Regions from separate parts of the Homo sapiens genome. Here all the other regions are linked to region 2. The links are chromatin contacts, found by Hi-C in ENCODE. All regions are on one chromosome and are shown on one strand. The core of a region is the stretch at or near the end of the contact, and the rest is flanking DNA. Distances in the headings are between cores, read along the strand shown. Region 1 holds the start of RBM15 (RNA binding motif protein 15). Region 2 holds the start of CSDE1 (cold shock domain containing E1). Region 3 holds the start of LRIF1 (ligand dependent nuclear receptor interacting factor 1).

Region 1 (4,410 bases), core at 607-3,106, 4.4 Mb before region 2:
TCAAGAGATAGAAGGCCTCCAGCTTCACATTCCTCACGATTATTTACAAAAAGAAGGATGGCTCAGCCAAGGCTAAATTTAGGTTACAGTCCCTAATCTTAACACAGTTTTTAAGTTTAGGTTTCAGCTTTTGGGATATTATTGTTACCTTGAAAAATGTCACGTTTAAAAACACCTCACACCCTCTACTATAGATTGGATCTTGGGAAATAGGGTTGAGGACCGGATCAATACAAGAATCCTCATAACCTCCGCCCCGGCGCGAACCTGGGAGGGCTGCAGACAGTCTAAAGGCTGTGGTGACCTCAGCGCTGCGTCCCTCCAGCAACCGGCGAGTGCTGGGGCACAGGCCATACCCCCCTAAGCTCGGCATCGCCTGCACCTCTCACAGGTGCTCTGTCCGCCACAGTAACGCACTATGGAAAGGAAAGTTGTACGGCGAACGACTGAAGGAGCCAAACGAGGTGGATCTGGAGCGGCCGCAAGGTGCCTGTGCTGCTGGCTTTTAACACACAATAAGAGTGCCAAGGGATACAAGAAGCCACAGGGGGAAAAACAAGTGACATATCTGCATGGAGCCTAAATTTCGCTTGGTGATTTTCAGGGTAGAAGCATTACATATTAAAAACACTGCTATTTTAGGGGAATACAGAATTTAAAAATCCACACAGATTCGCAACATAAAACATGCCGCCCAAAGACACGTCCGCGGTGTCCCGACAGTTCCGGCTCCGCCCGCGGGCCACGAGGCGGGGAGCGACGGTCACTCCCCTCGGTTACCCGGAGTACTTGGGCGGGAACGGGTAGCTCGCGGGAGAGACGGGCTCCTGGGCGAGGGCTGCGTCTTAGTCGCCCTGCTTCTTAGCTCTCGAGGTCCCGCGTGTTACGTGTTAGCACCGCCCGGGGGCGTCAGCATGACCCGAGGCTGCAGGAACCGTGAACTCTCTGCCCCGCGGGCCCAGGTGACCGCGGGCGGCGCTCTCCCGCGCGCGGGGGGCGGGGCTCCCCCCGGCTGTTCACTCAGCTACCACAGCGACGTAAAATGGTGTCCGCTAGGCGTCCCAGGACGGCTTCCTGAGGGACTGGAGGGCCCCGACAGCCGGAAAGCCTGCCCCGCCCCTTGGCCGGCACAGGTACGACGGCGGGGAGCTCAGAAGTTTCGAACTCCAAGGGCCGAAGCACAGCCAAACACCCCACGGAACTTAACAAATGTTTGTGGGGAGAACGCCGAAAACGCGGGGAGGCGGGGCTGGCGCACAGTCACCCTCTCGCGACATCTAAGTGACGTCGCACAGCAAGCACGTGTTCTAGTCTTTCACCTTCAGTCAGCCTCCTCCGTTATACAGGCCTACCCCTTTAAGCGAGTGATGGACAGTTATTTCAGCCTATCAACTTCCTTGCCGACATCCAATCAGATTTAAACTTCTTTTAGCCGCCGGAGGAGTTGGAAAAAGGGGGTCGAAAGAGGGAGCTTACCGTCTCTCGCGATATCGCTGTGAGCCTGCCTCTCTGGAAAAAACGCCGAAACTGATGGCCCGACCTCCCAAATAGTGGTTTAAAGGACGGGTTTATAAGCCAATGAAAGGGATAAGGAGGTGGGTTGCTGCTGTCACTGAGCAAGAAGTACCGTTACAGGGCAGACTTTTTGTCCAATCAACACCTCAACACTTTGGGTCACGTGACCGCAGAGTGCGAGGGGCGGAGCTACAGTCTGGCGCGAGGAACCGTTAAGATAGACAACAAATGTAACCAATGAGGTACTCCGACTAGGGGGTTGGGAACCCAATAACAGTGGTTGGGCGGGCGCCTTCCTGGAGCGCGGGGAGATGTAAAGATAGACAAATAATTTTCCCAATGAGACTGTAGAAGAGAGAGCAATTGGCCAATGAGGACTGCGGGGCGGGACCCTGTGCCGCGGCGGAGTCCAAGATGGCGGCGTGCGGTTCCGCTGTGTGAAACGAGCGCGGGGCGGCGGGTTACTCAGCTCCGCGGAGACGACCTCCGACGACCCGCAACAATGAAGGGAAAAGAGCGCTCGCCAGTGAAGGCCAAACGCTCCCGTGGTGGTGAGGACTCGACTTCCCGCGGTGAGCGGAGCAAGAAGTTAGGGGGCTCTGGTGGCAGCAATGGGAGCAGCAGCGGAAAGACCGATAGCGGCGGTGGGTCGCGGCGGAGTCTCCACCTGGACAAGTCCAGCAGTCGAGGTGGCAGCCGCGAGTATGATACCGGTGGGGGCAGCTCCAGTAGCCGCTTGCATAGTTATAGCTCCCCGAGCACCAAAAATTCTTCGGGCGGGGGCGAATCGCGCAGCAGCTCCCGGGGTGGAGGCGGGGAGTCACGTTCCTCTGGGGCCGCCTCCTCAGCTCCCGGCGGCGGGGACGGCGCGGAATACAAGACTCTGAAGATAAGCGAGTTGGGGTCCCAGCTTAGTGACGAAGCGGTGGAGGACGGCCTGTTTCATGAGTTCAAACGCTTCGGTGATGTAAGTGTGAAAATCAGTCATCTGTCGGGTTCTGGCAGCGGGGATGAGCGGGTAGCCTTTGTGAACTTCCGGCGGCCAGAGGACGCGCGGGCGGCCAAGCATGCCAGAGGCCGCCTGGTGCTCTATGACCGGCCTCTGAAGATAGAAGCTGTGTATGTGAGCCGGCGCCGCAGCCGCTCCCCTTTAGACAAAGATACTTATCCTCCATCAGCCAGTGTGGTCGGGGCCTCTGTAGGTGGTCACCGGCACCCCCCTGGAGGTGGTGGAGGCCAGAGATCACTTTCCCCTGGTGGCGCTGCTTTGGGATACAGAGACTACCGGCTGCAGCAGTTGGCTCTTGGCCGCCTGCCCCCTCCACCTCCGCCACCATTGCCTCGAGACCTGGAGAGAGAAAGAGACTACCCGTTCTATGAGAGAGTGCGCCCTGCATACAGTCTTGAGCCAAGGGTGGGAGCTGGAGCAGGTGCTGCTCCTTTCAGAGAAGTGGATGAGATTTCACCCGAGGATGATCAGCGAGCTAACCGGACGCTCTTCTTGGGCAACCTAGACATCACTGTAACGGAGAGTGATTTAAGAAGGGCGTTTGATCGCTTTGGAGTCATCACAGAAGTAGATATCAAGAGGCCTTCTCGCGGCCAGACTAGTACTTACGGCTTTCTCAAATTTGAGAACTTAGATATGTCTCACCGGGCCAAATTAGCAATGTCTGGCAAAATTATAATTCGGAATCCTATCAAAATTGGTTATGGTAAAGCTACACCCACCACCCGCCTCTGGGTGGGAGGCCTGGGACCTTGGGTTCCTCTTGCTGCCCTGGCACGAGAATTTGATCGATTTGGCACCATACGCACCATAGACTACCGAAAAGGTGATAGTTGGGCATATATCCAGTATGAAAGCCTGGATGCAGCGCATGCTGCCTGGACCCATATGCGGGGCTTCCCACTTGGTGGCCCAGATCGACGCCTTAGAGTAGACTTTGCCGACACCGAACATCGTTACCAGCAGCAGTATCTGCAGCCTCTGCCCTTGACTCATTATGAGCTGGTGACAGATGCTTTTGGACATCGGGCACCAGACCCTTTGAGGGGTGCTCGGGATAGGACACCACCCTTACTATACAGAGATCGTGATAGGGACCTTTATCCTGACTCTGATTGGGTGCCACCCCCACCCCCAGTCCGAGAACGCAGCACTCGGACTGCAGCTACTTCTGTGCCTGCTTACGAGCCACTGGATAGCCTAGATCGCAGGCGGGATGGTTGGTCCTTGGACCGGGACAGAGGTGATCGAGATCTGCCCAGCAGCAGAGACCAGCCTAGGAAGCGAAGGCTGCCTGAGGAGAGTGGAGGACGTCATCTGGATAGGTCTCCTGAGAGTGACCGCCCACGAAAACGTCACTGCGCTCCTTCTCCTGACCGCAGTCCAGAATTGAGCAGTAGCCGGGATCGTTACAACAGCGACAATGATCGATCTTCCCGTCTTCTCTTGGAAAGGCCCTCTCCAATCAGAGACAGACGAGGTAGTTTGGAGAAGAGCCAGGGTGACAAGCGAGACCGTAAAAACTCTGCATCAGCTGAACGAGATAGGAAGCACCGGACAACTGCTCCCACTGAGGGAAAAAGCCCTCTGAAAAAAGAAGACCGCTCTGATGGGAGTGCACCTAGCACCAGCACTGCTTCCTCCAAGCTGAAGTCCCCGTCCCAGAAACAGGATGGGGGGACAGCCCCTGTGGCATCAGCCTCTCCCAAACTCTGTTTGGCCTGGCAGGGCATGCTTCTACTGAAGAACAGCAACTTTCCTTCCAACATGCATCTGTTGCAGGGTGACCTCCAAGTGGCTAGTAGTCTTCTTGTGGAGGGTTCAACTGGAGGCAAAGTGGCCCAGCTCAAGATCACTCAGCGTCTCCGTTTGGACCAGCCCAAGTT
Region 2 (4,181 bases), core at 1,656-4,155:
CTACAGGCAATCAATGTAAAAAAATTGACACTGTTACATTCCTTGAAATCCAATGTTATTATACAATCACAGCACATTTCAATTCAAACTAGTCACACTTCAAGTGCACAACAGCCACACGTGGCTGGCGGCTACCATGTTCCACAGAGTAGGTATAAACTGAGCAGGGGTCTAAAAAAGCACTATTGTGCCAATTAGCAACAGGAAGTAAATGTAAGGGTCTTGAGCAAAGATTTTCACTAATAAAAGTAGGCAGTATCTAGCATAGAAGCTTGTTGTTAATAAATTGGAGAAAAAGAAGTGCAAATAACTGGTTATGTACCGGCTGTAGCTGCAAATCAACGGATAGCTTACATGTGCAACATAGGGGAAACTGATAATTTTCAGCCACACACTGTTTTACCTCAGCATAAAAGGACATTAAAATATTAAAAAGTTTTGTGTTGTTTTTAACTAGGTACCCACACATGCAAGTGGAAAACATTCTAATATCAAAACAAAGGACTTTTTAAAATCCTGACTGGGCAGAAGGGATTTAACAGCAAGTCACTCTCACCATAGTAGTTTCACCACTTACAACAGTCTAGCTATTAAAGCTTACAAAATAGATCTCAAAGTGCTTCCTCTTCTGTTTTCTGCAAGGACAAAGCTAAGAAGAAGGCACATCAATTCTTTGTGTTTACTTAACAAGATCAAGATTTTTATCTCATTTTGCAATACAGTCCTGAAATTCAACTCCTCAAAAATCTGTCCAAAAGAACATCGTTCCAAAATTTCCATGTTTTAACTACCTTGTCGAAAGTATGGCTCTCACAACAGTTTCAATAGACTTAGTGCCACTGAACTGTACAATGAAAAACACTGGAACACTAAATTTCATGTTATGAATGCTCCAGCATAATTTGATATTTTAGCATTTTGTTTGTTTAAAACAAAAATCGATGGCCCTACACGATGTGTCTTCAGGTGGGGAGAAGGGAAAATAAGGGTAGAGGGTAAAGCCAGACTGCACGTCAGCTTTCACGCTTTCAATTTTGATTTGCTAGGACTTTACCAGATTTTCACCCACACTCGCTAAAGGTCACACTTAAGTCAGTACTTACAAAAAAAGAAAACCTATCTTCTGTGCCTCAAATACTTTAGTTTTCAACTCAGCTGCTATAAATAATCATCTCGATGGTAAACATCCAGAACAGCTGCAAAACCAAACTATTACCTTCTCTTTTATTTTAGTCCCAGGGCTAAAACGAAACAAAAAGAAGGCCAAATATTTATCTAAGTTTTATGACTCAGGTATATCCCTACTGAAGTATATAAAGCCCCTCCTTACCCACACCAAGGATATCCATTATTGGTTAGTACCAAAAGAAAACCAAGGTATGTATTATAGTGCTCCTCAATGCAATATCAAGAATGTTTGCCTTTAGTTACTCAAAATGAAAATTACTCAGCATTTTAGTATAGAGTAGCTTATATCTGTGGGCTATAATTTGAAACCTACATTCTAAAAAAGTAGGTTAGTAGCAGTGGCTGAGAACTGCCAGTTCATACCAGCCTGATGAAAATTTAAGCCTCTCAAAAAGATTTAACTACCACAGTGCCTTTGAGCATTCTCCCTCTCCGCCCTGTCTCCCAACTGTTTAAAGAGCGCCATATTCTTTTACTCATTTAAGGTGCAAAACACGAAAATTAACTTGCCCAACAACGTTCAGATATTCTTTGCAGATTCAAGCCTGTTTCAGGGAGCGTTCTCTGCTTCACCTGTGAGTTAAGCAAGACGGCCGCCATCTGGGTGTTTCTAAGGGAAAACCTTAAAGCAAAAGAACCTTGGCACTAAGATTTCGTATTGATAAAATAGCATGGCAAAAATTTGAAGCTGTCTCCGACGGGGGAACTCTAAAACATTCTACATAGAATGACGAAGCCAGGCCGTTCATTGCACAATGTGGGTGGGCCAGGCGCTGGCACCATGAGAACTACAGGAGGTGGAAGGGAGGACACTACTGAGCTTTCAGGGCGCACGCCCATTCCCCAAGATAGAGGGGTGGGAGCCACGTGCCTAAAAGATTAGGGACTGGTTCCCTTTCTCAAGACGCCGAAGGGGAGACAATGAGGGGAAGGTTGGGTGCTGAGACCCTGCTCTAGGTGACTGGAGTAACGATGTCAATTCCGCCACACTACTGTGCCAGATGTGGCTGGGGAAAGGTGTCTTTAAACACTTCCCCTAAGATATCTAGATGGAGCAGGGTCTCAGTCTATACACAAAGAAGGCGCCACTGCCGCACTGCGCTCTGGTACTGGTAGTCAGATTCCCAAGCAGGTAACGGCCAGGAAACTACAGGGTCCAGAGTCAAAGTAGGCCCCTCTTCTCGGTCTCAGGCTCTTCCAACCTCACACAAAGGACCGCGCCACCACCCCCTCGCCCCGCCCGCCGGGACATGTAGTTCCCGTTTCCCCAGACAAGCCGCAGATGGGGAAGCAGCCAGACTACAGATCCCAGCAGCCTCCGCGCCCGAGCCCCGCACCCTCTGCCTCCATCTTGGCTGCTGTCGGAGCCTCCATTTTCGCTCCCTCCCCCCACTTTAGTCACCACCACCACTACCACCACGCGCAGCCGGCTGGCCTCAACTCCTCGTTTCAGCTCTGCGACCTGACATGAGGCCCAGGCAGTTGAACGGGAGACGTATGAAAAAGCCCAGGGCAGGGAATCGGGGTGCATTCTTCCCCACCTAGAGCTCTACGAGTGCCCACCTTGACTCAGAAGGCTTCTCGTTAGCCTTGGTCTTATTCTCAGCCCTTCCCCTGGGTTTCTGCTACCCCCAGTTGGACCCTGAGGTCGTACTCACCCCAACAGCTCAGCGCCCCCTCTCCAGCGCCGCCATAAGCAGCACGGCCCGGTACGTAGGAATAAATCTCGCTTCTCTCGCGAGAGTTGCGGGCTCCGGGCGCGTGCACGAGAAGGGGCGGAGTGAAGCGTACTCTCAACACGCTTGCGCAGCAGGGCTAAGTGACGCCAAGCAGTTTGCTGCACTTAACCACAACCAACATGGTGGCTGCATTACATTACATTCCTTCTTGGGTGTGCTGCGGGAAGCAATCTCGGTGTTTACTGACTCCTCCTGGACACTAGGGGTGGCGGGTGGCTTTAGGCGTCTCTAGTCTTCGAGCGTTTGAATACGTTTTAGCCCACAATAATGGGGTAAACCTTGAAGGCCAACAATTCTGATGGCATATTCAGGAGTCATAAAAAATGATTTATCTTTTCCCAGCAAAAATCCGGAAGGACCTCACACTCGTTTCTTCTTATAGTGCAAGCATTCTTTCTTACGTCTACTGTTTTAGAGGAATTTCATTAGTATAGAGTCAGCTTTGTAGCAAGGTAATTTAGAAATCTAAATGAGACCTTTGTTTTCCACGAAAAACATTGCAACAGATGCACAAGAGTGAGCAAGGCTGCATAATCACTAAACAAAATGAAACAAATTCAGTCAACTGACCTTTCAAGTTACGAAAGATATTCCTGTTGTGTCAGGTAATCAAAGAGGGTGGATCAGTAATTAAAAGGTTGAAATAAGAGCAAAGAGATGATTCATCCAATGGGGGAAGAAGGAAGGAGAAAAATGGGTAATTATGACCACAGGAAGTTCAATGGATTATCCCCTGCCAGACAGTAGAGCATGCTCCTCTGGTGAGAGGAATGCTTTTCCCAGATTCAATGCTTCTGTTTTCACAGATTCACTGGCTCTCTCACTTGACAGTATTGGATAAATAATGAGCAGCCAGTCTTCTGAGAACTCTCCTACCCACTTTTTGCTTACAACACATTTATTTGACATGTTGTATGTGTAACCACTGGGAAGTATACAGTTGTAAAGAAAATCGGATATAGACTTGTCCTCAAGGAACTTTTAGTCTAGCATCATTGATGATCACAAAAACAAATCTAAACATACACATTGGAATAAGTGCAATGAAGGAAAGACAACCTTCAATTCAACCTCTTGAATTCTAAGAGGAGGCCGTGTCCCATTTCTGTTCAAAAATTTCCTCACCACCTTTGTTGCTGGTGTCCAGTCCCATGTATAACACCTCAAAACTGCCTTTTTGCTCTCTTTGATGCCTTCCCACGCTTTCCTAAGCACAAATATTTGCTTCATTTTCAATGCTTTCATAGCTCACTC
Region 3 (4,372 bases), core at 774-3,273, 3.8 Mb before region 2:
TGATGTAAAACCTCAATGATTTAAATAAATACATTCAAAAATAATAAAAACAATGCATAAATCAATGAGTTAATGAACTCAAAATGACTTATGAATGTAATTTGTAATTTAAAAATCTCCAAATCCCCAAAAGGATTAGAAACTGGATAACAGAGTTAAGGGTACACACACACACACACACACACACACACACACACAAAGTAAAGTTGTTTATCTTACTTTTTGTATTTAAAAATGCAATCCTAAAACAAATTTTCTATAAATTAAGCTAAGTCAGAAGTCAGTAAGTATTCAGGTACTAAAATAAGGCTGCAGAAATTAATCATTTAAAAAGTAATTCTACTTTCTCATATGTACACAGGGCACTCTCTGCCCCTTCCCCCAAACTTCCACCACAAAATTAAAAAAAAGAAAAAAGAAAAAAACACACAAGTACACCAAAAAATGGCTCTTTTTATGATTTGAAATACAATGGTTCTATCTTGACAGTTCAACAGAATTTTGGCTCATTACTATTAGTGACCATTTCCTTTTATAATATTGCTTTTAAGGACTCACCATTACTTACGGTCTTTATTGCAATGGAGTTTTCTACTTGCAATTAAAGAAAACTACCTGCTGGGCTAAAATCTGTACAGAATTAAAGTTGTATGCTTATAATAGTAATAGTTAACATTTAAATTGTGCTTTACTATTTTCCTACACGACGTATTTTACATTATTTCATTCTCCTAATCTTTAAAATATTTCTAAGTGCTATTATTTACAGACTGGAAACAGGTACCTGGCCTCACAAATGCTAACTAGCAAAGTTGAGATTAACCCCAGGTAGCTTGATTTTCTTCAAACGAAAATCCTCTTCCATGAGTTTTGCATCTTAGTTCTTCATTTTCTTATTAGAGTCTGCAGACCCTATTTTTTCCTCATCACTTAATCTACTAACCATGTGAGAGTACAAGTGAAAATATTCTGCTTTAGCTAACATTGTTTCCAATTCATTTCCTTGTAATACAATTTAAAAAAAAAAACCCAAAAACTAAGTTACTGATCATCTATTTTCTAACTTTACAAGAATATCTTCCTTAGAAATACTGGACTCTCCTCATGCCAAATATAAATAGCCAATGAAATGGCACTTCATTACACCCTACTTCAAAAAGGCTGTTCAAAAGGACTGACTTTACACGAGGATTTCTCCAGTCTTACTTCTCTCTCTTCACATAAAACTATTACTTGAAATTTTAAATATTCGATCTCCTCATTCTAAAGCCCTTTTTCTTCAATCACACACCCTTTCTGTCTCACTATTAAAATCTATTTTCACTGAAGGTCCAGCGCCACCAGGGCTGCACTTGCTAATCCGTGCTGACTGCTGCGTTTCTGCGTGTGCGTGAGAATCTTCCAGAAGGTTTGAGTCACATAAGAGCGTCGGCCATCTTGGTTTTCATCTCCCGTGGAGATCTACTCGGTCCGCCTATTAAACTTGAGACGCTGGGGTCCCGCGGAGCCGCTGTGTCAGGCTCTAAAGAGGTTTTACATTTCCCAGAGGAAAGCGCTCTATGGGCTTTAAGCGCCGCGGAGACAAGCGCTTCCCGCCTGGGTGGCGCACTCTGCGGGCTCCAACTCCTCTCAACTACACAGCGTCCGGAAACGACGGCCGACTCCACATCCCTAAGACGGACAGAGGGGCAGCCGTGGGGAGGATTCGAAACCGGTACTTACCAACGCGAGGCGTTGCCTGAATTTTCCTCTGCGGGTTTCAGGAAGACCCTCCGTAGGTTATTTGACATTTTAGTGGGGAGAAAGGGGACACCTCATCCAGAAAAGTGGGAAGCGTGGGGCCGAGTTTCCCAATGGGGCGAGAACCAGAGCGAGGGAATGTTGGGCTGGAGTTGCCCACAGCAACTGTGAGGGGTTCGACCTTAACGGAGGGCGACAGCGGGCTCTCGAGAGGGTGTATCCCCAGGCTTCGGGACGAGGTCGCGCACCGCGCAGAAACCGGAAGGCTCCTGGCGGTGGACTGCGCCCTCACAGCCCTACGCTGAGAGAGAATCGGCGTGAGTCTCCGCCCTCAGAGCCTACGACAACTCTCCAGACTCCGCCGGAGCAGGCGCAGGGGGCGTGGCCTTGGTGGCACCACCCCCAACAGAGCCTGGTCAGTGCTGAAGACTGCGTCAGTCTGGCTCTGCCGCCCCGCCCACTGAAGCCGATAGCTGGAGCAAAGCTCGGTCGGGCGTCTTCCGGGGTCGTCACGTCCGGTTGCCAAGGTGACTGGCTCGCTAAAGCCCAACCCTTATGATGCAATCCAATGGCAAGTGATATTTGCTATCTTTTCTTCCGGATCAAGGAACAAATCGCAAAAGAAAGCTCTCCCGACACCTACGCAAAATAAAATGTTTCCGGGGTCAATCATAAATTTTCTGCTTCTGTGCTCGCCGCTAGCGTACGTTTTTCTCTCCCGTCAGTGCATTAAAAGACATCGGCGCGCTTTTTTGGAGTCATGCACTTCTGGCCTGAGAAAACTTAAAACGCCTGCCTGTGGCCAGCGATTATTGTTGCTGCTTCTCTGAAGGTTTCCCATTTACTCCTCTTTCCTGAAGCTTTGCCTCTAGACTTACTTAACTCTTTCCTCCAGCCTACGTTCATCGAAACTATCACTTATTGTCATATAGACCTTTATTTCTGAAGGGAGATCTGGGAGTTGCATCAGAACATCCATTGTATTCATTAAATCATTTATTCAGCTGTCCATTGCAGTTGATGCTCTTTATCTCACACTATTTGAGAATTTTTCCTCGCAGCACTATTAATTAGTCCCTCATCTTGACGCCATTGGCAATATACTTTCCTGGTTTTGCTCCTACCTTTTTGTCTACACCTTCTCAATCTCTTTTGAAGATATCTCCCTTTTCAAGGGAGTTCCTTTCAGCTTGATCACTGATTCTCTTATGTTTTCAAACTGTCTTGTCTCGATTCGTGGTTTTATTCATGCTCCTGGATTGAATTACCACCTCCACCCATTATTTTACCACCAAACACATGTATGTCCTTGGCACTGATTTAAGTGTTTTACAAAATTAATTTACTCCTAACAGCTAATAAAATAATTATTATATGCAGATGAAGTAACTGATGCTCAGAGAGGGTGAACAAATTTTTAGAGGTCATAGAGCTTGTGAGTGATGGAGCCAGGCTCCAAATCCAGGTTGTCTGGCTAAACACACCATGTACTACTGCATTATGCTGCCGTGTGACTCATAAATTTATGTTCCCAGTTCTGATTTCTCTGAGATCTATACCTGGATGTTCAAGTGAATTGTTGAGATATCCTTTTTGCTATTTTAAAAGCCCCTTCAAATGAAACATGTTCAAAACCACACTTATGACTTGCTTCTCTTCCCCCCACTACACGTTTTCTTTTATCAGTGCTATCTCAGAAAGAAAGAAAGAAATAACTTCCTTCCATTAAAGTTGCCTAAATCCCAGTGTCATCCTTAACACTTTCCTTTTTTTATTCCAAAATATACAATTCACCAACTTTTGCAGATTTTATCTTCTAAATATCTTACAAGTCTGCTTTATATTTCTATTACTACTACTGTAGAGCAAGCTTACTTGGTCTAGTAAAGCTTTAACGGATACCCTCATATCCACTCCTTTTTTATTTATTTATTTTTTTAGAGGGAGTCTCACTCTGTCACCCAGGCTGGAGTGCAGTGGGCAATCTCAGCTCACTGCAAGCTCCGCCTCCTGGGTTCACGCCATTCTCCTGCCTCAGCCTCCTGAGTAGCTGGGACTACAGGCGCCCGCCACCACACCCAGCTAATTTTTTGTATTTTAATTAGAGATGGGGTTTCACTGTGTTAGCCAGGATGGACTCGATCTCCTGACCTCCTGATCTCCCCGCCTCAGCCTCCCAAAGTGATGGGATTACAGGCGTGAGCCTCATATCCACTCTTGTATTCCTGTAAATGCTGCAGCCAGAGATACCATATGGAAACACAAATCTGATGGTGTCATCTCACTGCATTAAAAAAAAAAATCAGTTTCCCCATTGCTCTTATGATAAGGATCAAAATCCTTGATTCTTTTCCTTTTTTTCTTTTTCTTTTTTCTTTTCTTTTTTTCTTTTTCTTTTTTAGACAGGGTCTCACTCTGTCACCCCAGACTGGAGTACAGTGGCGTGATTTCAGCTCACTGCAATCTCCATCTCCTGGATTCAAGCGATTCTCGTGCCTCAGTCTCCCGAGTAGCTGGGATTACAGGTGCGCACTACCACGCCTGGCTCATTTTTTGTATTTTTAATAGAGACAGGGTTTCACCATGTTGGCTAGGCTGGTGTCTAACTCCTGACCGCAAATGATCTGTCTGC

Evidence for each region. Hi-C counts contacts between places; a loop is a spot of excess contacts on that map. Pooled maps may share reads with other maps.
Region 1: a loop to region 2 is called in a map of naive thymus-derived CD4-positive, alpha-beta T cell, with 20 times the contacts of the local background. The contact joins the promoter of RBM15 here to the promoter of CSDE1 in region 2. A Hi-C loop is called at or near these places in 1 of 168 maps with a recorded cell type or tissue (naive thymus-derived CD4-positive, alpha-beta T cell), 3 of 37 single-sample maps with no recorded cell type and 10 of 50 pooled maps.
Region 3: a loop to region 2 is called in a pooled map of heart left ventricle, with 12 times the contacts of the local background. The contact joins the promoter of LRIF1 here to the promoter of CSDE1 in region 2. A Hi-C loop is called at or near these places in 1 of 37 single-sample maps with no recorded cell type and 9 of 50 pooled maps.

What each region holds. Positions count from the first base shown.
Region 1 is chr1:110,337,521-110,341,930 of GRCh38, forward strand. It overlaps RBM15 (RNA binding motif protein 15), which reads left to right and starts at 1,857. Exons shown (of 3, transcript NM_022768.5): 1 at 1,857-4,410. The coding sequence starts at 1,886. LOC124904276 reads left to right here. Exons shown (of 1, transcript XM_047437983.1): 1 at 1-1,483. The coding sequence starts at 915. The coding sequence ends at 1,421. RBM15-AS1 (RBM15 antisense RNA 1) reads right to left here and starts at 1,651. Exons shown (of 4, transcript NR_036595.1): 1 at 1,477-1,651. RefSeq lists enhancers at 536-725, 1,866-2,165, 2,196-2,315, 2,286-3,024, 2,396-2,845 and 2 more and a silencer at 826-1,095.
Region 2 is chr1:114,755,079-114,759,259 of GRCh38, forward strand. CSDE1 (cold shock domain containing E1) reads right to left here and starts at 2,906. Exons shown (of 20, transcript NM_001007553.3): 1 at 2,847-2,906. RefSeq lists enhancers at 2,303-2,622, 2,458-3,451, 2,823-3,112.
Region 3 is chr1:110,961,899-110,966,270 of GRCh38, forward strand. It overlaps LRIF1 (ligand dependent nuclear receptor interacting factor 1), which reads right to left and starts at 2,024. Exons shown (of 4, transcript NM_018372.4): 1 at 1,723-2,024. The coding sequence starts at 1,790. RefSeq lists enhancers at 1,612-2,148, 1,683-1,892.